Regions from separate parts of the Homo sapiens genome. Here region 1 is linked to region 2. A link is a contact called in ENCODE Hi-C or POLR2A ChIA-PET data. All regions are on one chromosome and are shown on one strand. The core of a region is the stretch at or near the end of the contact, and the rest is flanking DNA. Distances in the headings are between cores, read along the strand shown.

Region 1 (4,730 bases), core at 526-3,025, 350 kb before region 2:
CTCAGATAGATAGGTAGCCCAGCACCCTTACCCTCAGGTGGTCCTACCCCTTTTCCCCAAGGTCCCTGGCAGGCTTGCACCATAGCTGCCCACCGTAGTTACCTGCTCATTGACAGACCCCACAGGACTTCCTCCCTCCCTTTCCATCTCCCATTTCCCTGTGAGCGTTTCCTGGGACGCCTGCCAGGTGAACTGTCTGCATCAAGTCCTAGCATCAGGGTCGGCTTCGGAGAGCCCAGCCTAGGCCAAGTGAGTTCTTCTAGTCCACATCCTCAGTGTGGCCTCCTGACTAGCAGCAGCATCACTTAAAACTGGTTAGAAATGCCGATTCTCAGGCCCCGCCTGCTAAATCAGATTCTGGGATGCGGCCCCGCGATCTGTGGCTAAGACCTCCAAGTGACGGATGCAAATGCAGGTTGCAGTTGGAAAACGATTGGACTGAAATCTTAGGAGAAACCCCAGGGAGAGGCAGCCACCTGGGGGAGGAGACAGACTGAGGTCGGAGGCTCGCCCCCGCTAGGGGTCCCGGGGGTGCGTGATCATGAACCCCAGAGGGCTGGGCTTTGATTTGAGTGCCGATCCGTTAATGAGGACGGGAGGATAAGGTTGCCGACGCAGCGGAAGGTAGGGGGGAAGCGACTCGAGGACCTGACGATTATCCCCAGGCAGGGGCTTCCCAAGCAGGCACGGAAACCAACTTCACCAAACCGCGGAGTGGGGACTGGGCCCGGGCGGTGTTCAGCAGGGCAGGGGCAGGGCCAGCTGGCGCGCAGGCATCTGCAGGGTGGAGCAGAATAACCGTGGGGACCCGTTTCTCTGGAGGGGCACTGTCCACTTCCCATATGAGCCTCAGGATACCCCCGTGGGGCGGAGTCTCGGAGACGCCCCAGGTCACGCTCTCGCCGCCCCATCCCTGCTTGCGGGGGGCCGAGCAGGGAGGGAGGCCCAGCGCGCGCTGTGTGTCCGCAGTGTTCACGGGCAGCGGGGACGCTTGCGCCCGGGCCTTCGACGCGCAGTCTGGAGAGCTGCGGAGGGTGTTCCGGGGCCACACATTCATCATCAACTGCATCCAGGTAGGTCCCTCTGCCCTTCTCGGGGCCGCCGCCCGTGGGAGGGAAGGTGCCCCGCCCCGATCCATCCACGCGGGCAGCGGTGTCCCCCCCGCCTACCGCGTCACCGGTGACGCCCGCCCCTGCGCCCGCAGGTGCACGGCCAGGTGCTCTACACCGCCTCGCACGACGGCGCCCTGCGCCTCTGGGACGTGCGCGGGCTCCGAGGTGCCCCGCGGCCCCCTCCGCCCATGCGCAGCCTCTCGCGGCTCTTCAGCAACAAGGTGGGCTGCGCCGCCGCGCCCCTGCAGCCGGCCTGATCCCGCGGGGCCCCTGCAGACGCCAGCCCAGACACCCAGCGGCTCCCAGAGCGCCCCGCCCTGCTACCCGCGGTGGTGGCGCCCGATGGCCGGCGAGGGGCGAGGAGCGAGGAAGCCCGGGCGGGAGGAGAGCCCGTCGCAGGCGTCTGGTTTTTCTTTGGTGGCCAGGAGGCGCTGGGAGCGGGAGTGCTCGCCCTGGGGACCGCCCCCTTTTCCCTTTTAGGGTGGCTCCTGTCCTCCCTCCCCATCCCTGACCTGGCGAAAGGCCTAGTCCTGGGGACCCTCCCACCTCAGGGGCTGCAGGCGGACTGCCCCAGCTCCCCCAGCCCCACGAAACTGGGCCTTTCCTGCTGAGAGGAAGTGACTTTTTACAGAAGCCACTGAACCTGGTTATTTTGGCAAATCGTCCGTCTCGAGGGCCTTGGGGGGAACTGAAATATACAGCCTGAACGTTAAAAGTGCTCCTGTGTCCTCTTTTTGTTTTGCAAACTGAGTCTCAGCTTCTTTTTGGAGCTTGGGATTCCAGGAACCCAGGGCGGCGGGCCTCCTGCCCTCTGCCTCTCACAACCGGCCTGGGCAGCCTTGGGGGTGACTTGTGGGTGCGCTGCGGGGCTGCCCCCAGTGTCACTGGTGCAGGAAGTGGATGGGGAAGAGGCCGGGGAGCAAGGGAGGAGCTCTTTAGCCTGTGCAGGTGACAGCGGGGACCCTGCTTGGGAGCAGGGTCATTTTCTGGCATGTCATTTTCTGGCATGAATCTAGGAAGTCCGTTCAGGGCCTGGAGTGGAAGGAGGGGTGGGGGCGGGCAGCAGCCCCACCCCGGGCTCGTGCACAGGAGCCAGGGCAGCGCCTGGTGCTGGAAGGCGCAACACACATGCCAGAGCCACCGGGCACCCAAGGGGAGCCCTGTGCCCAGGGGCTCGAGGGGCCAGTGGGGCTCAGTCTGCCGAGGGGCCCTGCAGGAGACCCCTCAGCACCCCTCACAGCACCTGAGCGGGGTGCTCTTCAGTCCCTTGATGGTGCCACTTTCTGCATCCATGTGCCCCGGTTGGCCCGGGTGCCAGGAGAGAAGCTGCAGGTGACAGTGTCTGCCGTGGAGAGCTCATCATCTCGCTGCAGAGAGAAGCACCTGCTGCAGGAGCAGCCCCTTCAAGTGGAGCAGCCCCTTCAAGTGGAGCAGCCCTTTCAGGTAGAGCAGCATGCGCTTCATAGTCTTAATGCAGAAGATACTTCATCAGAGACGGCCGGGGCCGCCAGGGATCACCTGCTAGGTGATGGGCGGGTCCGCCCTCGGGCGCGGATGAACAGGTAGGGATTGCACTGTGGGCAGTAGGAAGGAAAGGACGCAGGCGCTGTAACTCCTCTAGGCCAAACCTCCAAACCCTGGGAACCAAAGTGCCCCCGACCCCCACCCCAGGAAAATGGGCCTGTTGGGAGGCAAGCAGATCGGTGCAGGAGAACCCGCAGAAACGGCACCATGCACTGTTCTCCGGGTGAGACTTAAGCACACACAGACCTCGGGGGTGGCCAGGTCTTGCTGCGTCCCGGAGCCATTGGGGCCTGTGGCTGCCACAAGGGGCATACCTACCAGAGAGGACCTTTCCATCGTGCTGAAGGGACGGTTCCGGTGGCGCAGGCCAGAGAACCGCCTTGAGTGCTGCCTGCGGGCAGTGCTGCCGGCCGGCCCTGAGCCTGCACAGACGTTCACACTGACTCCTGCTTGCCGAAGACACTGCTGCTTGGTGATGCTGCGCTCTGGCCTGAGCAGCCCCTCACTGACACGTCAGCTCCAGTCCCCACCTTATCTCCCCACAGCAGAGAATGGAGCATGCATCAAGCCATCCAGAGAAACCCAGTGGGGCATGGACCCAAAACACGGGCGCTGCACTCACTTTGCATTTTTATAGCAACACACATTGGGGTAATTTCTACTTCCATTGCACAGAGAGCTTTGCGAGATGTTGAGGACATAAAGATGGCCAGATGTCCATTTTCGCTCTGGTTTCTGACAGCCTGAGAGACACGGTGAGTGAGAGAGTCTGATCCCCTGAACCCAGGCCTGGTTCCCTTCCAGCCACACCACTGTCGCCTTGCTATGAATGAAGAAACAAGGTGTCTGCTTTTGATAAATTGACTGAGGAGGAGTTGGCTAAGGGAGGAAGGACAGGAGCTACCCATAGGACATATGGGCAGGAACACAAGGACAGGGTAAGGCCGTGATCAGCATCAAGGACACCTGACCAGTTGTGCACACCATTGTGCTGGCATGGGCTGCCCTCACCTGCCTGCTACACGCCCATGCCCACTCCTGCTCCTCTAATGGCATCCAACCTCCCCGCTGTGATCAGCAATCATACCATCCGCCCCCATTCTTCTCTCCCCACAACCCGCACCTTCTGGCAGCCCATGAACATGTCACACTCAGACTGTCCTGCCCCAAATACTATCTTGTTTGTCCCACATCTGGAATGTGCTTTTTCCTCTGACTCCCCAAGGAGAACCCTCCCAGGCCCCCTCCTCTGCAACGGCCTCTCCTCCAACCTCAGCACCGTCCTGCCCCCTCCTCTACCGCCTGTCCGGTGGAGCAGGCCCGGCCCAAGTCTCCATGCCTGGAGGGCAGCCCATTCTGGACATAGCGCATGCCCAGAACTGCCTCCACAGCCGGCTTCCTCTGCGGCTCTCTCTTCACAAGACACGGAAGAGTTTTGGGGCCTGCTGGTGTGGCATTGCTTCTATGATGGCTAAAAACAGCTGGGAAGCTAGAAGACACGCCTGAACCAAGCGCAGGACAGCGATTTGTTAGCCAAAAGCTTAAATTCAGGCCCCAAATCCAAGTGTGGCATTGTGTCAAATGAGGCTGAGACTCCGCGTCACCTCAGCTCACCAGGCACTTCTGAGGCAAACCCTGACAGGTACATTTCAGTCCCCTGCCCAGGATGCACCCCAGCCCCGCTTGGCGTGCGGCATCTTTCACAGCAGATGCCCTCTGCTTCTGAGATCATCCTTCCATCATCTCCTCACAAAACTCAGTGGAAACAGACATCCTGCAATCAAAATGAAGAGCTAGTCACCCAGACACTTTCAACACCTACAGCTGGGGAGGCTGAGTAAATTAATGCAAAATTAGGGTGACAATTTTTGAATATATTTCCCACCTTTTATTTCCATCGGTATCATCCGTTTAAAAAGAATGACAAGAAGATTCCCATCAGTCCAAACTGGACCACCCACACTTTGAAAAAGTTGGAGCATTTCAGCCGGCTCCGCATGATCCATCCTGTCTTCAGTCAGTGCCTTCTGGAAGGGAGGGAAAGTCTTGGATGCACCTGGCACTCAATCCACTCGGCACCTGGCTGCTGCTGTG
Region 2 (5,035 bases), core at 22-2,521:
AGTCTGCCCACCAATATGATGAAACCCCGTCTCTACTAAAAATACAAACATTAGCCGGGTGTGGTGCACATCTGTAATCCCAGCTACTTGGGTGGCTGAAGCATGAGAATTGCTTGAACCCAGGAGGCAGAGGTTGCAGTCAGTCGAGACCATGCCACTGCACTCCAGCCTGGGTGACAGAGCGAGACTCTGTCTCAAAAAAAAAAAAAAAAGAAAAGAAAAGAAAAGAAAAGAAAAGAAAAAAAAAGGAATCAGTCCCTTCTCATAAAGCATTTACATTCGAGTTGTAGTTTCAGGGTCCTTGTTTGTTTCCCATCTGTCTGTCTGTCTGTCTCTCTCTCTCGACCAACCTGTGTAGAGTGTTTTGCGAAAAACACACATGTACAAGTTACTAGATTGACTCTTTTTTTTTTTTTTCTGAGGCAGAGTCTCACTCTATCACCCGGGCTGGAGTGCAGTGGCCATGATCTCAGCTCACTGCAACCTCCGCCTCCCGGGTTGAAGCGATTCTCCTGCCCCAGCCTTCCAAGTAGTTGGAATTACAGGCGCGTGCCACCAATCACGGCAAATTTTTGTATTTTTTAGTAGAGACGAGGTTTTGCCATGTTGGCCAGGCTGGTCTCGAACTCCTGGCCTTCCAAAGTGCTGGGATTACAGGAGCGAGCCACCGCGCCCGGCCTATTAGATTGGCTCTTTATCCCTGCTGAACATCTCTAGTTCTTCTTCGACTCACTTTGAATCCTGGAAGCACCACTACATTAAATGTCTCTTCATACTAATAAGAATTTTCGTCCAAATCGCGCAATCACCTCCAGGGCCAGGAAAGGGGACCCCCGGTCGGGAGTGCGGACTGGGCGTGGTCACTGACCCCGAGCGTCCCCTCCTTCTGGCTGACACGCGGCTGCAGACGCAGGAGCCTCCTGCTGGCGACTGGAGTGTCACTATAAATAATTGAGGCCAACACCCGCGGAGTGACATTCCACCCCGGTAGGCCTGGCCTACAGCTCCCAGCAAGCCTCGCGCAAGCTCGTGGACTCCATCTCCCGGCGGGCCGGCACTGCCCTGCCGGGCGGTCAATGGCCCGCTCTGAGTAGGTTTTTCCGTTTTTACCTGACAGCTGAGAATGTCTGGAAGCGGAGGGGCGGTAGCAGCCTGCCTGGGAATGGGCCACCCCGAATCCCGACCCGAAATAAATGCACCAGCATGCTGACGCGGTAAAACAGGAGCCGCCGGCAATAGCAGTTTCACCCTCATCCCACTGAGGGCTCTATGTTGGCTCCCGCCCCCATCCCGACAACCCCCTCGCGCCTTGGCGGTGATTGGTGAAAAGACACATCAATCTCACTTCAAGCTGTGATTGGAGGATATGTTGTCAGCCCCCTCCTTTTGGAACTGTGATTGGAGGGAATCGCCTATCCGCCCGCCCCCTGCTCTGGGCGGAGCCGAGCAGGAAGTGGGCCTGGCTTTTGCCAGGTGCTCCTGTGGGCTCCGGGTGACGTCCAAAGGGTGTGGCCCGACTGGCCCTCCAAGCTATGGAGTATCCATAGTAACGCGTCAGCCGCCGACCTCGGGCCATTTTCCCAAGGCTCCAGGATCTCTAGATGTCCCGTCGTCTCAAGGGCGTGTAGAACGCGGGTTTTGGGGGAGGAATGAACAAAAATCGACTGGGAGTTTTTTCAAAACACGTACATATGCCCTGCCACCCACCCCGCTCTCCTAGGTGCGTCAGAACTGCTGGGACATCTGTCACGTGAAGGGGTGGGTTGCCCCTCCACACCTGTGGGCGTTTCTCATTAGGTGGAAGGAGAGACTTGGAAAAGAAAGAGACAGAGAGACAAAGTATAGAGAAAGAAAAATGGGCCCAGGAGACCGGAGTTCAGTTTACGGAAGATCCACGCCGGCACCAGCCTCTGAGTTCCCTTAGTATTTATTGATCATTATCGGGTATGGCAGGATAATAGGATAATAGTGGAGAGAAGGTCAGAAGGTAAACACGTGAACAAACGTCTCTGCATCGTAAACAAGGTAAAAAAAAAAATGCTGTGCTTTTGATGTGCATACACATAAACATCACAATGCCTTAAGAAGCAGTATTGCTGCCAGCCTGTCCCACCTCCAGCCCTAAGGCGGTTTTCCCCTATCTCAGTAGAGATAGGCTTTACACCGAGACATTTCCATTGCCCAGGGACGAGCAGGAGACAGAAGCCTTTCTTTTATCTCAACTGCAAAGAGGCATTCCTTCCTCTTTTACTAATCCTCCTCAGTACAGACCCTTTATGGGTGTCGGGCTGGGGGACGGTCAGGTCTTTCCCTTCCCACGAGGCCATATTTCATCACATGGGGAGAAACCTTGGACAATACCTAGCTTTCCTAGGCAGAGGTCCCTGCAGCCTTCCTCAGTGTTTTGTGTCTGGGTACTTGAGATTAGGGAGTGGTTTGAGATTAGGGAGTGGTGATGACTCTTAAGAAGCATGCTGCCTTCAAGAATTTGTTTAACAAAGCACACCGTGCACAGCCCTTAATCCATTTAACCCTGAGTTGACACAGCACATGTTTCAGGGAGCACAGGGTTGGGGGTAGGGTTACAGATCAACAGCATCTCAAGGCAGAAGAATTTTTCTTAGTACAGAACAAAATGGAGTCTCCTATGTCTACTTCTTTCTACACAGACACAGGAACAATCTGATCTCTCTTTCTTTTCCCCACAGTCACGTGTACTTGGGGAAGAACTCCCCCGGTGATTCTGACACTCTTGCCCTACGCCTCAGCCATTGAGAACTATTGGTATGGAGGGCCTGTAATTTATCAAGGCGCGGCCTCAGATCTGTCTGCCTCGCAGATACCTTCCTCACCCGGGTCAGAATGACTTGCCTCAGGCTCCTGCCAAAGAGTTTGCACCACTCGTTTCTTCCCTGTAATTACTTGTTTGCGTATTTGTCTCCCCACTGGGCTGCAGCTTCTTGGGTAGTGGCTCTGTTTTATTCATCTGTCCTCTTCCCTTCCAAATGCTTGGCAAGGAAAAGTGCCCTTTAAAATAAATCGACTTGAATTGGGAGTGGTGGTAGGGAGGCTGTCAATGAGAATGAATTCAGGGTGAAACTAGGTAGGACAATGTCCCAGGATTAGTTTGGGGTTGAGCTGGGGAGCTCTTGGTGTATGGGGGGGTCCTATTGTGACTATGGTGGAATAGCCACGATACTGAGTGACATTGGGCGAGTGAGGTGGGGGAGAGACTAGACAACACCCCACATAACCCATCTTGACAGATGTCTCAGAAAGATTATGGGAATTTCCTGGCCCCTCTGCAATGTGGGATTCCATTTTGCTACCTCTAGAAGGACAGGGTCTTGTTTTCATAGCTCTGCCTCCTACTCTGAGATAAAGGCATGCAAGACCTGAGCTACTACTACAATACCCCACACAGAAGGAGAAAATCAGGCACATCTGGATTCAAGTTTTGTGGGTGATTCCATGATTGCCTCCAGTGAACAATCTGGGAAGCACAGTGTCCATATCGCCATTTCAGGGGTACTGGCCCCAACATCAGCCCTTAGGCCTAAGCCCTAGAGACCTTGACACCTGGTGGCTGAGTCAGTATCTCAGTAATGGGCTTTAGAAGGAAACCTGGTGATTCAGGGCCTCAAGAATGGCGTTGGGCAAGCCACCAGACCAGCTGCCTGGGTCTCCTCCTCCTTGTTGAGGTGACAACAAGGAACTCAGTTCAGCTCCTCCCTGGGTATCCAAATTATCCTTCCAAGTCCCAGACTCACAGCTGTCCTCCCTTCTGATTCAGCCCTGATGCTTTTCAGGGGGTCCCAGAAGTGGGATCCGGACTTGAGAGAATGTCACAGTTGAAAATGATAAGGATGCAAACGGAATGGAACTTTCAGAGAACCCCAATTTTCTACTCTAAGTTCTCCAAACCAACTCTCAAATCCAAGATAGCTGCCTTTCCTTTCTTCACCTCCTCTTCTTAGTTTTCCCCAACTTGGCTGCAAAGTCAGCCTCCCCTCTTCTCTTCCTTAGCACCTCAGACCAATAAAACATGCAACCTTTTCTTATTCTTTTTAAAAAATTTATTTTTGACCAGGCGCAGTGGCTCACGCCTGTAATGCCAGCACTTTGGGAGGCCAAGGCGGGTGGATCACGAGGTCAGGAGTTCAAGACCAGCCTGGCCAACATGGTGAAACCCCATCTCTACTAAAAATACAAAAAATTAGCTGGGTGTGGTGGCACACACCTGTAGTCTCAGCTACTCAGGAGGCTGAAGCAGAAGAATCACTTGAACTTGGGAGGCGGAGGTTGCAGTGAGCCGAGATTGTGCCACTATACTCCAGTCTGGGTGACAGAGTGAGACTGCCTCAAAAAGAAAAAAAATTATTTTGTTTGTTTTTTAGATTTTGTAGAGATGGTGTTTCCCTAAGTTGCTCAGGCTGGTCTCGAACTCCTGGCCTCAAGTGATCCTCTCGCCCGGGCCTCCCAAAGTCCTGGGATTACGGGTGTAAGCCAACATGCCTGGCCCCTTTACTTCTTCTTTTCTGTTTTGGTCACAAAACATTTCTCTGTTGATCACTGTAGTGTGTGTGTGGAGGGAAGTGGGGGAGGTACACTCTTAAGAAATGAAATAGTTAACATCTTGGTCCTAAGATTTGTTGTAGAGATGGAGTCTTCTCATTCTGTTCCCCAGGCTGGTCTTGAACTCCTGGCCTCAAGCAATCCTCTTTCCTCGGCTTCCCAAAGTGCTGAGATTGATTACAAGTGTGAGGTACTGCGCCCTGCTACAATCCTTTAATAGGATGTTTTTGGGGGGGGTGGCAGGGGGCAGGATCTAGCTCACTGTAACCTATACTGTTCCAGTGTAACCTGCACCAAGCCATCCTCCCACCTCAGTCTCTTGAGTAGCTAGGAACACAAGCACACATCACCACACCTGGCTCTAACACGATTTTGCTTTTTGCTTTTGTCATTTTGGCTGCTGTTCTTTTTATCTTTCATTCATTCAAGGTCTGAAGATGGAGATAATAGGAATCTTCTC

The links. A loop is a pair of places that touch in the nucleus more often than their neighbours do. ChIA-PET counts read pairs that join two places held with the same protein, here RNA polymerase II (POLR2A). Pooled maps may share reads with other maps.
Region 1: a loop to region 2 is called in a pooled map, with 3 times the contacts of the local background. The contact joins the enhancer-like site here to the promoter of ABCB8 in region 2. A Hi-C loop is called at or near these places in 1 of 50 pooled maps. POLR2A ChIA-PET finds 5 or more read pairs at or near these places in 3 of 52 experiments (Caco-2, WTC11 and activated CD8-positive, alpha-beta memory T cell).

What each region holds. Positions count from the first base shown.
Region 1 is chr7:151,378,221-151,382,950 of GRCh38, reverse strand. It overlaps WDR86 (WD repeat domain 86), which reads left to right. Exons shown (of 6, transcript NM_198285.3): 5 at 970-1,073; 6 at 1,205-1,827. The coding sequence ends at 1,369. NUB1 (negative regulator of ubiquitin like proteins 1) reads right to left here. Exons shown (of 15, transcript NM_001243351.2): 15 at 4,502-4,730. Among named protein-coding and RNA genes, the nearest start is that of WDR86-AS1, 29 kb to the left of the region's middle. RefSeq lists silencers at 1,165-1,404, 1,425-1,584. Within about 2 kb of position 1,775, at least 3 of the 41 ENCODE cell types and tissues checked have a DNase peak (open chromatin) inside an H3K27ac peak, as active enhancers do.
Region 2 is chr7:151,024,686-151,029,720 of GRCh38, reverse strand. It overlaps ABCB8 (ATP binding cassette subfamily B member 8), which reads right to left and starts at 1,271. Exons shown (of 16, transcript NM_007188.5): 1 at 1,111-1,271. The coding sequence starts at 1,205. It overlaps LOC124901777 (a long non-coding RNA gene), which reads left to right and starts at 1,463. Exons shown (of 3, transcript XR_007060593.1): 1 at 1,463-1,758; 2 at 2,709-2,914; 3 at 4,688-4,726. RefSeq lists enhancers at 84-687, 939-1,248, 688-1,292, 1,898-2,502, 2,503-3,106 and 1 more.